Linked DNA regions of Mus musculus: region 2 is linked to region 1. The links are chromatin contacts, found by POLR2A ChIA-PET in ENCODE. All regions are on one chromosome and are shown on one strand. Each heading gives the region's core, a stretch centred on a gene start or an enhancer-like site at or near the end of the contact. The rest is flanking DNA. Distances are from core to core; before and after follow the strand shown. Region 1 holds the start of Rpl26 (ribosomal protein L26). Region 2 holds the start of Tmem107 (transmembrane protein 107).

Region 1 (6,191 bases), core at 1,838-4,337:
GGCAAAGTGCTCCTTCAGAGGAGGAACTTACAGAACTGGGCATGGAATTTAGCAGTGAGCCCTACATATAAGATAAGCACTACATAAAAAGTAAATTAAAGCTTGTATCATGCACACCTATACATGTATAGTTCAATTAAATGTGAAATTGGGAGTGGAGAGGAATCCCTGCTTTGATGCAGCTTAGCTTTACCAAGACCTGCTTCAGAATGCTCTGACAGGGATCCCTTTCAGCCAGGTGGTGGCGCACACCTTTGAACCCAGCTCTTGGGAGGCAGAGGCAGGCAGAGCTCTGTGGGCCAGCCTGGTCTATAGAGTGAGTTCTAGGACAGACAGAGCTACACAGAGAAATCCTGTCTTGGGAAACTAAAATAAATAAAGGGTCTCTTTCGGTCAGGTTAGAAGGCAGAGAGGAAGGGCGTGAGCCAGACATCCAACAGACACTGGCGAGATAAGCAGACCATAACTAGACTACAGGCAATTTGTATCACTGTAATTTAACAATCTTATCGCTGTATGAAGTGGCTGTGCTGTCCCAACCCTGACCTAAAGGCTTCATTCTGATGAGTCAGAATCTGCTGATGGGGGAACCAAGGCGGCGCTAGTCAGGGCAGGGTGTCCCCAGAGAATGAGGGGGGTCCTGGTGGAGGGGAGATTGTTAAGGAAACTAAAAATGCTTTCCCTGAAAGTAAGCTGATGAGTCTGAAAGGAGGAAGAAAAGCACAGAGGGCAGGAGGCATGGGCAGCTCCTATCGCCCTGTGACCTCTGGGCTTCCCTCTAAATGGCACAGAACTTAGTTCCCGGAAAATGCCACTTGCCTGTCCTCAAGCTACCCCACTGCCTCGAGGAGCTAAGTGTAACATTCTTCAAACCTCACCCAAGGGTGACCTACCTCACTGCACACACCTCCCTGACCCCAAAGCTAAAGACAGCGGGTTCAAGCTTCCTGTGATCCCAAATTGCTGCTTCCCGTGCCTGTCTCCCCTCTTGGACCATGACTTCCTGCAAGCACAAACCGGGAATTATTTTGTCACCCCGGTATTCTAGGCTAGCTTATGAAGGACACACCACAAGCATTTATTGAATAGAACTGCTGCAGGTTTTATTCAATTTTTCCTTTTCTTTATCTTTTCTTTCTTTCTTTTTTTGTCTTGGTTTTGTTCTTGTTTTTCAAGACAGGGTTTCTCTGTGTAGCCCCGACTGTCCTGAAACTCACTCTGTAGACCAGACTGGCCTCAAACTCAGAGACCACCCCCCTTCCTCTGCCTCCCAAACGTTGGAATTAAAGGTGTGCACCAGCAAACCCAGCTTTCAATTTTTCAGTGACATATAAAATTGGGGCTCTTTCTCTTACAGAATATTTGACAACACACTATTTTAAAATCATGAATACTGATGACTCTATTTTGAACCCTCAAAGGTATGATTTCTCGCTCTTCAACTTGACAGTTTGTAGGAACTGTCATATCGAGTTTCCCAAGACAGGATTTCTCTGTGTAGCTCTGATATCGAGTCATATCGTTTCTAGGGGGACCCGGAGAGCCAGCCTCATAGGTTCTAAACTTCTCTAGAAGTCATAGGTCCTGTGTCCCTTTGCACCTTCCTGTCACTGCTCCGTACCTCAGTTATCCACTCTGTAAACTGAGGACAGTACACCTGCATCAGCCTAAAGACGTTAGTGATGTGAAAGGGTATAGAAGAGTGTGTCCTGCCTAGTGTTCCGTAAGCTCCCTGTATCTTAAGACAGTATGTGCCTCCTGTTAGCATGACGGCTATATTATCTACAGAAACCGATGCCTCCGAACCCATTTGCAGAGAATCGGATCCCCTTGACCTACCTCCATCAGATCTGGAACCGAGAACTCTCAGGAGGGGGTTGAGGTCATAGTTTTAAAGGGTACACCTGTCTGCGATGAGAGTGTCCCCCCACCCCGTGTCTCTTTCTTTTCTTTCTTCCTTTCTTTCTTTCTTTCTTTCTTTCTCTCTCTCTCTCTTTCTCTCTTTCTCTCTTTCTTTCTCTCTCTCTCTCTCTTTCTCTCTTTCTCTCTTTCTCTCTTTCTTTCTTTCTTTCTTTCTTTCTTCCGTTCTTTCTTTCTTCCGTTCTTTTTCTCTTTTCATGTTTTCAGTTTTTCGAGACAGGGTTTCTCTGTGTAGCCTTGGCTGTCCTGGAACTCACTCTGTAGACCAGGCTGGCCTCGAACTCAGATATCCGCCTGCCTCGCCTCCCAAGTACTGAGATTAAAGGCAGGCGCCACCAATGCCGGCTTTTCCTTTTTTTTTTTTTTAAATTGGATATTTTCTTTATTTACATTTCAAATGTTTTCCCCTTTCCAGGTCTCCCCTTCGGAACTCCCCTATCCCATCCCCTCTGTCCTTACCTCCCCCACCCATCCACCCACTCCCGTCTTCCCGCCCTGGCATTCCCCTACACTGGGGCATGGAACACCCTCAGGCCCAAGGGCCGCCCCTCTCACTAATGTCCAACAAGGTCATCCTCTGCCCCGTTTGTGACCGGAGCCTGTAATCTTTTGTTGGTGGTCCAGTCCCCGGGAGCTCCGGGGGATCTGGCCTCGGGTCTGTTTGTTTAAGTGTGATTTGAACCGGCAACTTGGCATCATCAGGGGGCCAAGACCTATTTCCGTCCAGGTGAGGGATGGTCTCAATTTCGCAGAAGGACCCAGAGTAGTCTACCCAGATGTGGGGGCGGCCGGCTGGGGCTAATTATAAGAACTAACTCCTATGGGTCAAGTCACCGAGGTAACCGTCTGGCCAAGGTCCCAGAGCCACTCGGCGCCTAAAAGTAGGTCTTGCGCTTCGCCCGGAGCCCAGGAATGAAAGGGTGAGGTCCCCCAGGTCCTCTCACGCCGGCCTACCGTCCCTAAGCAACCCTCTTCATCCCAGGAGCACTGCCTTCCCCAGAGGACTAAGCCTACCACGCACACCTCCGAGGGATGACGTCAGGACCCCTCGCAGTCCCCCTCCGAGCCGCTAGATGTCGCTAAACTCCCATTCCTAGTTTCTTCTTTTCTCCCAACCTCCTCTCCCCTTTCGCTCCGAGACTCTCGCGAGATCTCGCGGCAACTTACAGAACCGGAAGTCGCGTGTAGTTCTCTTTCCTTTTGCGGCCATCGGTGGATCGCAGCCGGTGAGTTCTCGGCGGGTTGTCGCTGGTAATCCGCAGCCATCCGCGGCGAGGCGAGGAGGCTTTTCTGTCCCGAGGCCCCGAGACGGCCTTGCTGGCCCGGCATCAGCCAGGGAGCCGAACTGGGGCGGGCTCGGTCCGTGTCTTTCCTAGCCAGGGCCCGCGGGGCTGGAGAGGGTTAAGGGGACCAGGTTCGTGGACTCGAAGGCCGGCGGGGCCCATGGAGATGGAGTTAAATAATCATAAGCCCCGGGTCAGCCGTGCGGTTGCCCTCTCGCCAGTTGGGAGGGCTTGGAGATCCGCCCTTGCTTCCATGCTCAAGTGGGGGGCAAAATGCAGAGCACCAGAAGCGGTAAATGAGAAGGTAAAGACCGACGCTGTGTAGGACCCTCCCGGGATGCTGAAGTTGGAAAGTCAAGTTTAAAAGTAGGATAGGTGTTACTAATGGCAGAGTCTTCATCTTGTTTTCAGTCTTTAAAGACGAAAAAACCCTCAGATGGGAAGGTCTGGAGTAACCGAGCATGATACCTTCCAGTGAACGTTGTGTGCTTTCAGAGTGGAGTTGATGCTGTTTAGGGAACTGGTTGAGACTTGAAACGTTAAAGGGTCTTCTGGTTTTTGTTTTTGTTTTTTTTGTTTGTTTTTAAGCCAAAATGAAGTTCAATCCCTTCGTGACTTCTGACCGAAGCAAGAACCGCAAACGGCATTTCAATGCGCCCTCTCACATTCGGAGGAAGATCATGTCTTCCCCTCTTTCCAAAGAGCTGAGACAGAAGTATAACGTTCGGTCTATGCCCATTCGGAAGGATGACGAAGTTCAGGTATGTGTCCTTGCTTGGCGAGGCGAAGCTGAATGGAATTTTACGATTATTTGGGGGGCGCGGGGGGGGGTGAGAAAACCTGCATTTGATGTATGAAAGGGTTGCTTTGCATCAAAAGAACTGGAAAGCAGTGTGCTTTTTGGTCCTGCCTCAGCGGTTTGCTAATGTCTTTGTGTGGGGTTCTATTAGCTCTATTGGGGAGAGATTATCTGTAGCTGTAATTTATAGCTAGTGATTGGTAAGTTCTGGAAGTCTTTAAAAGAACGCAGGGTGGGTTTCTTTGTGTAGGTAGCCCTTGGCTGACCTGGAAAAGAGATAAGATAGAGCCCTAGGATAAAGGGTGTGCACTTCGAGACTGGCACATCTTAACACTTTTTAAGAATACTTAATAAAATGAAACACTTCTTTGGGAGGATCGACATGGGTTGAAAACAGCTATAGGATGGCAACAGTCTTGATTTGTCTGTTATTTAGAAAGCCTTTCTTTGCTATAGGTGATTGGCCTGGTTTGTTTCCAGTCTGTGAAGATGAAAAGGTTGGGGATTTAGCTCACTGTTCACATAGTGCTTACCTTGTATATACAGGTCCTGGATTTGAGTCCCAGTAACCCCATTCCCACCCCAAAAAGGGGACGTGTGGGTCTGCTGGAGGTGCACAGTGTATGAATGATTCGGCAGTTCTGGTTCTCTGGGTTACACTCTAGCCCTTGCTCAGTTTTTTTTTCACTTGCACTCAGGTTGTTCGCGGACACTACAAAGGCCAGCAGATTGGCAAGGTGGTCCAAGTGTACAGGAAGAAGTACGTCATCTACATCGAACGAGTCCAGCGAGAGAAGGCTAATGGCACAACCGTCCATGTGGGCATCCACCCCAGCAAGGTGGGTGTTTTTGAAGGAGGAAACCACTAGCTTTGGTGCTTGATTGCTGTTTACATGGCACCTGCAAGTGGCCCCTGTGATCAGTGAGGCCATTGATAACACCATTATGAAGTGGGCTTAAGGTATTGGCAGTAAAAAGCAACCTGGAGCTGAGGTTGTGATCCCATAAACTGATTATATAAGCCAAAGTAGAACATCCCATAATACATATACCTGTCCTATATATACTTTTCATGTCAGTTATTCCAAATTTGTGATTGGATTGTTTAATGTGCACAGCAACCACTTAAGGGGGTTCTCAGACTTAAATTAGTGCTAAAAATGTAATTTTCAAACTGCAGAAAACCCAAAAGACCGACAGACAACATCAGTATTAAAATTGTACCATGATTTCTTTCCCTTCCCCACCACATAGTACATGTCATGGTTGCTTCTGTGTGTGTGGAACCCATGTAGATCAAAGATGTGGGTCTGTTGGCCCTCTCTCCAGCCCAGCACATGACCTTAGTGAGCTCTGAGTTTTTGTTTTTCTGGTACTCAGAGGTCTGCCTGTCTCAGCCTCCTGGGTGCTGAAATTAAAGTCCTGTGCCACAATGCACGCCCCATGTAAGGTGTCTTTTAATGTACATGAGTACACTGTTGCTCTCTTCAGATACTACCAGAAGAGAGCATCTGATCCAATCACAGATGGTTGTGAGCCACCGTGTGGTCACTGGGAGTTGAACTCAGGACCTTTAACAGAAAGAACATTTTCTGTATGTAACATTGTAGTGGTTTTTGGGTTTGGTTTTTGCTTTCCACCACTAGCTCAGTTTTCAAGGAAAATGCAGTGGTCAGTTCTTGGTCTCTGGTCCTTAGTGCAGCAAGTGATAAGATTAGACTAGCTGGATAAACTCTGAGCTTCTGCTCCAAAGCTGCATCATCATTTGTATTTTAGAAAGAGACATTTAGGTATCTACTACCCTGGGTTCAGGGAATGGAAAGTGGGACCTGTAATTGGGCCTACGTTGTTGCTTAAAGCTTAGGGCTGCTTCTTTTTGTGCAGGTCGTTATCACCAGGCTAAAGCTGGACAAGGACCGCAAGAAGATCCTGGAGAGGAAAGCCAAGTCCCGACAAGTAGGAAAGGAGAAGGGCAAATACAAGGAAGAAACGATCGAGAAGATGCAGGAGTAGAGACATCTCGTGCACGGCTTTCATTAAAGACTGCTTAAGTAGTCCTGTCTTGTGTGGTGTTTTCCAAGTACCTTGTTTTCTGTGGCTTACTCTGCTTCTGTGTCAGTCTTTGGGGTCTGGAAAGGACAGCCACCCTCAGATGGTCTGATAGCACTATGACAAGTTATGTGGAATCA
Region 2 (6,191 bases), core at 2,472-4,971, 170 kb after region 1:
CTCAGAAACAGCTTTTCTAGGGCAGGCTTCTGAGAACCAAGGTCGTGGAAAAAGTGAGGACAGTTGTACAAAGCTCACTTCGTCTCATTACCGTATAACATGAAGTGTGACTACCTAGTTTCTACCATCGAGTAGGCCCCTTAGGCTGGAAGCCTACTATAATCAGAAAAACCCAAACATCCAGACGCTAGAACCTGGATCCCACAGCCAGGCCCAGACCTTTTTCCTCTAAATTTCTCTCATAGAGAGGCGTCAGGGCACATTCCAGAGATCCCAGAACTTGAGAGGCTGAGACAGGAAAACTACCAAGAGTAGGCCATTCTACAGCACACAGTGAACTTCAGGCTAGACAGAGCTACAGTGTGAGACCCTGTCTTTAAAAAAAAAAAAATTCAGTATTTCTTGATCTCTTAATTGTCTTACTCCAATCCACCTGCTCGATTCCATCCTGACTCAAGCCCCAATCTATCACATGTTTCTTTCACATCTTCCTCATTCATCTTCTACTTAAAATGTTTTCCATGTTGCAGAGAACACAAATCTGACTATGCCTCTGGTCATATCTGTAGAAGCTGAGAAAGCTAAGCTCTCATCCACTTCTCCAACATCGGTCTGATCTCTCCTCCTGCTTCCTTAAGCTTCAGAGTCCCTGGCTTCCTTTCTGTCTGGCAAACACACACAGCTTATCTAGCCCTGGCTCCTCCCTTGTCTGGAACGCTGTTTCCACAGATCTCCCCGCAGGGCTGACTCCTGCTCTTGGATCTTTGGAAATCCTCCAACGCATGTCCGCATGTCCTAGCCTTTCCTCACCCTTAGTTTATGATACAGCTTCTTCTGCCTGGAGATAGTTGCCAGCTACACCCTCACCCAACACAGCTTCAAAAATCACAGGCAGGGAGAAGACACTGTTCCGTGCTTTCATCTTGTCTGTGCCCTAAGTGAGTTGGTACATTTTATAGCATCCTAACTTCTGTGATGGAGAATACAAAAAACTCACCTCTCATTAGAAAACAAAGAAGAAGAAGAAGAAGAAGAAGAAGAAGAAGAAGAAGAAGGAGAAGAAGAAGAAGAAGAAGAAGAAGAAGAAGAAGAAGAAGAAGAAGTAGTAGTAGTAAATAAATGTAGTTATAAGTGGTGATGAACACTTTTGACCCCAACACTCTGAAAACAGAGGCAGGAGGGTCTCTGTGAGTTCGGGGGCCAGCCTGATCTACAAATGTGAATTCTAGGAAAGCTGGCAGTACATAGTGAGACACTGTCTCAAAAACAAAACAAAACAAAACAAAACAAAGCAAAAAAAAAAAAACCCAACCAAACAAAAATGGCTATCTTGAGGTACCTTAATTAAAATAATTAACAGTCTTATTTTTAAAGACTTTTTTGAGACAGGATTTCACTGTGTACCCTACAGACCTGTCTGCCTCTGCCTCCTGAGTGCTAGGACTGAAGCTGTGTACCACCATGCCTGGAGATTTATTTTAAATATTGTGTATGTGCATTGAGTGTGAGTCCTTGTGTGTGTTTGTGTGTGTGTATGTGTGTGTTGAGTGTGATTGTGTGTGGTGTGTTAAGTGTGAGTATGAGTGTATGTGTGAGTGTGTGTGCATGTGTGTGTTGAGTGTGTGTGTGTGTGTGTGTGTGTGTGTAGTTTCCAGAAGAGGGCACTGGATCTGGAGATACAAGAAGTTGTAAGCAGCACCATACGAGTGCTGGGAACTGAATTTAACAAGAGTATTCTGTGCTCTTTCTTTCAACAGAGGGTTTCTGTGTAGCCTTGGCTGTCCTGCTTTGTAGACCAGGCTGGCCTTGAACTCACAGAGATCTGTCTGCCTCTGCCTCCTGAGTGCTAGGATTAACACCTGGTGCAAGGATTAATCACTAAGCCATTTCTACATTTTTTTTTGTAGAGACATTTTAGTTTTTTCCTTTTATTGAGCTGACTATATAACCTAGCATGACCTTGAATTTCTAAACCTCTTTCCCCCACCTCCCAAATGCTGGGACTATAGGTGTTTCCCCCTATCCAGCTTAAGACTCAATTTTATATGAAAAAGTTATAGTTTCACCATATAGGAGCTTGAGTGGAGCTCAGTAGTAAAGTAATCATTTAGCGTGGTCCATACCCTGTGTTTGATCCCCAGTGCAGCCCACAGGCAGAAGCTTCAATAAGTAGGAGCTGAATATATAAGGACATTCAATGCTATAGATTATTCTTTGTGTTTTAGAATGCCATTCTCTGCGTTGATAATACTATAGGGTCTCAGAAGGGAAGATGGGAGGATGGCTCAGTGGAGGGTGCTTACCTACCTATATGTAAGAGGCCTGGAGCTTATCTCCAATACTGAAAAAAAAAATCAGGAAATTACATGATTACAATGCTGTTGTTTAAGTTACAAACCCTATACAAAACTTGCCAAGCATCTCACCTCAGTCTTTTATAATAAAAGGGGGCGAGGGGGGGGCAATTCTTTTGCCTGGTTTGGGATCTCAGGTTCAGTTAGACACCCCCCTACCCCCCGTTCATTTAGAAGACCTCCAGTCTGTCTTTCATGACCTTTAACTGGCTTAGGAAAGGGAACCCCATGTATTACTTTAGGGAGACAGAATCATTTCTTCTTCTTCTTCTTCTTCTTCTTCTTCTTCTTCCTCCTCCTCCTCCTCCTCCTCCTCCTCCACCTCCTTCCTCTCTCTCTCTGCCAATTCCTTGAAACAAAAATTTAAGAAGTATCTATTTTCAAAGCTTCCCTTTGATATTATTCTAGTATTATCTTTTAATTTAAAAAAATTATAGCACGCATTACCTCGCTGGGTTTTGTTCTTGTTTTGGCTGTTATCAATCTCCCCACCTAGAATATAACCTGGAGGGACTTTATCGAGGTACTCTCAGATTTGGGGCACAGTGCCTGGCATCTGGGAGACATCAAATATTTGTTGAATAGATGAAATCCCTCTGGTCCTGAGCCTTGTCTTTTGGGCTGGTTTAGAGGCACAAAGAAAAAGGAATGGAGGGACCAGAGAGTGCAAGTGGGATGGGAGGTCCATTGACATGGGACTTGATTGTGAACTGGAAAGTGCTGAGAACTTTCCGATTCTCCGATCTGCAGGGATTTCATCCGAAGCCCCAAATCGGTCACATCACCCTAAGAAGAGGTTCTTGGTCTGTAACTGAGCAATGTCCGGGGCCTAACAACTCAGAGCAAGAGTGAAATCGGTGGTGGGTCAGCGTCCCAGCCTAGGCTAAGCGCAAGCAGTTCCAGTCCCCCGCTCCATTCTTCACCCTTTCAGATCCCCTCGGTTCCCGAGGCAGTCACCTCACCCACATCCAATTTTAACCATCCCAAGGCTGCTCATTTCTGCACTCGGCAAATCTCTCATGACACGGAGACAAGTTATTTAGGAAGAAATTAGAGTCATTCTTCGGCAAAGTTTTGCTCTAGGGCGGAAGGGGGAGTCCTCTGACAACCAGGGGCTAGGGGACTTAGCCTGACCCTGGGACAAGCTCGGTGCATCAGCCTCTCCTCGTTCGTCCCCTCGACTCCTAGCGCCCAAGGCAGTGAGTGGGAAGCACAGGAGAAGGGAGGATTTGGTGGTTCTGGCTGCATCCTCTTGGGTCCATCAACGGCTCACGTACCGCGCCTATAGACGTTGGTAGAGGGAGCAGCACTATCGCGAGACTTCCGAAAGCAGCAGCGTGGCGCTTGCGGACGCAGTTACCATGGCAGCCGGGCGGCGCCCGAGCGCGCGGGAAGGACACTTAAGTAGAGAGGTCTGGCCTGCTTGCTCAGGGAGACTTGATGAGTGACCCACCCCAGACTTCCAACCTCAAAACCCACGGCCTCCACTCGAGGCCCCCGAGGCCATGGGTCGGATCTCCGGGCTCGTGCCCTCTCGGTTCCTGACGCTCTTGGCTCATCTGGTGGTTGTCATCACGTTGTTCTGGTCCCGGGTAAGACGCGGACAGGGCGCGCGTGCGCGTGCCCTCCTGGCCCTCCCATTCTCATCTTGGAGTGGACCCAGCTCAGCTCAGTCCACTCACACAGGGTCCGTTCGTTGCTCCGTTCCCCGGCCCCTTCCCAACTTGTCCCCGCAGCCCCATTCCTCTTTTGACATTTCTTTCTTTCTGCCCGGCTCGCCAGGAAAGCAACATCCAGGCTTGCCTGCCTCTCAAATTCACCCCGGAGGAATACGAAAAGCAGGACAACCAGTGAGCTCTTGGGGCGGGGTGAGAGTGCAGGGGTCTTCAACAGAATCCAGAAACCTTGGTCCAAGCCCTTTTCTCTCTGCAGGCTGGTAGCCGCGCTCTGTCTCACCCTGGGCCTCTTTGCAGTGGAGCTGGCTGGCTTCCTCTCAGGAGTCTCCATGTTCAATAGCACCCAGAGCCTCCTCTGTATCCTTTTTATTTGGCCATCGTCCTCAGGTGACTCATCCCAGTTACCACTCTTTCCACCTCTGTAGGCCTTTGGGGCACAAGTGTCTGCTCTACATGGTAAACCGAATCTCTCTCTAGGTGAGAGGTTTTAGACACTGTTGGGGAATTAATAGACTTCAAACATTCGTTAAATCCGGATGTGAGCCAGGTTCTGGCGATCCCTGGATGGGAGTAAAATCATTTTATCCCGTTTGAAGAGGTGGCAGACAAACATCTGTAAATCAGTGTGATTAAACAGTATGCTTGTAGGTGTGTGTAAAATACAAAGCACTATGGGAACTCAGAAGGGACCAAGAAAATAGAGCCCAGGTGTGGTTCTGCAAGCCTTTAATCCTAGTGCACGGGAGGCAGGGGCAGGTGAATTTTTTGGGTTTTTTTAAATCTTATTTTACTTATATATTTAGGTTATCTAAGACAGGGTTTCTCTATGTAGACCTAGGCTGTCCTGGAACTCAGTAGACCAGGCTGGCCTCGAACTCCGAAATCCACCTGCCTCTGCCTCCCAAGTGCTGGATTAAAGGCATGCACCACCACTGCCTGGCTTGTTTTGTTTTGTTTGTTTGTTTGTGTTTTTAAAAAGGTAGCTCTTTACTCTTGAATTGTGGACAAGGAAGACCAGGGCACTGGAGAAATCCCCAGTGTATCAGATCTGTAGGTATTCTTGTGTGGCCTAGGGCATATATGACATTAACCTTCCCAGAAGTGTACAGAGTGTACAGGGAGAGGTCCTATCAAAGCAAACTCAGCTCTGGTCTCTTACACATAACTGTCCATAAATTCAGAAGGCATTGGCTGCCAACTCTGGCGCTTGTCTTAAGGGAAGGGTACAAGCTGAACCCAAGTCCAGGTACCAACGGGGCCCATCACGAACCGATTACTTTCCTTGACCCCCTCTGTATTGTTAAGCCATTGCAGCCCACTGTAGCGCGTCTGTGGCCCTGTCTTTCTTCGTATTCGAGCGATGGGAATGTACCACGTACTGGTACATTTTTACCTTCTGCAGGTGCCCTAGCACCCAATATTTTGGAATGGGGGGGGGTGGTGGAAAATCGATCCCAAATCTGAAGGTTTCCCCCACCTAGACCTTTCCTGCACATGTGAAATTGGTAGAGTTTTGAAGAGTCATACCCACCCTAACCCACCCGCATATAAGGTTTGGAGGTTCAAGTGTTTGGGTTGGAAGGGGCTCTAACTCCCCCCCCTCCCCCGCGGCCCCGTACTTTTCACAGCGCCTTCCCAGCTGTCACTGAAACTGCATTATTCATCGCTGTCTTTGGGCTGAAAAAGAAACCCTTCTGATCACAATCCGGGTGTAGGGACCAAGGCTGGAAAAGTGATGAAGCTTCCTCCCACTGCTGCAAGAAAAAGGCAGAGGCTTCAGTTTTCTCTCGCCCAAGTCCCTTGCTCCTCCCAACTGCGGCTAAGCAGAGGATGGCAGTGTTGGAATAAGATCTCTCAAATCTTGGATTATAATTTTATTAGAGTTTTGTAATAAAATTTATTTTATAACAAGAGCAAGGCGTATACTATTTTTCAGAAGACCATTGGATGGGCCAAGAGGCTGGTATAAATAAAGGCTTTTATCTTGTGGTTAGGGCTAGAAGTAATGCTTCTATTTGGGTTTTTACGCTAGAAGCTAGGCGGAAGTGAGTGGGCGGGGATATGCAAATAACTATCTCACATAGCGCTTCTAATTTGCCGCGTGTGAGGGGAGCATTCTGGGATGGTTTTGTTTCTCCCTTTTTGTGCCGAATGGAGAATA

The links. ChIA-PET counts read pairs that join two places held with the same protein, here RNA polymerase II (POLR2A).
Region 2: POLR2A ChIA-PET joins it to region 1 with 16 read pairs in embryonic stem cell. The contact joins the promoter of Tmem107 here to the promoter of Rpl26 in region 1. POLR2A ChIA-PET finds 5 or more read pairs at or near these places in 3 of 5 experiments (Patski and embryonic stem cell).

What each region holds. Positions count from the first base shown.
Region 1 is chr11:68,898,479-68,904,669 of GRCm38, forward strand. It overlaps Rpl26 (ribosomal protein L26), which reads left to right and starts at 3,088. Exons shown (of 4, transcript NM_009080.2): 1 at 3,088-3,146; 2 at 3,792-3,964; 3 at 4,701-4,841; 4 at 5,887-6,056. The coding sequence starts at 3,797. The coding sequence ends at 6,015.
Region 2 is chr11:69,067,088-69,073,278 of GRCm38, forward strand. Tmem107 (transmembrane protein 107) reads left to right here and starts at 3,722. Exons shown (of 5, transcript NM_025838.2): 1 at 3,722-3,946; 2 at 4,137-4,204; 3 at 4,287-4,387; 4 at 5,336-5,432; 5 at 5,659-6,191. The coding sequence starts at 3,860. The coding sequence ends at 5,728.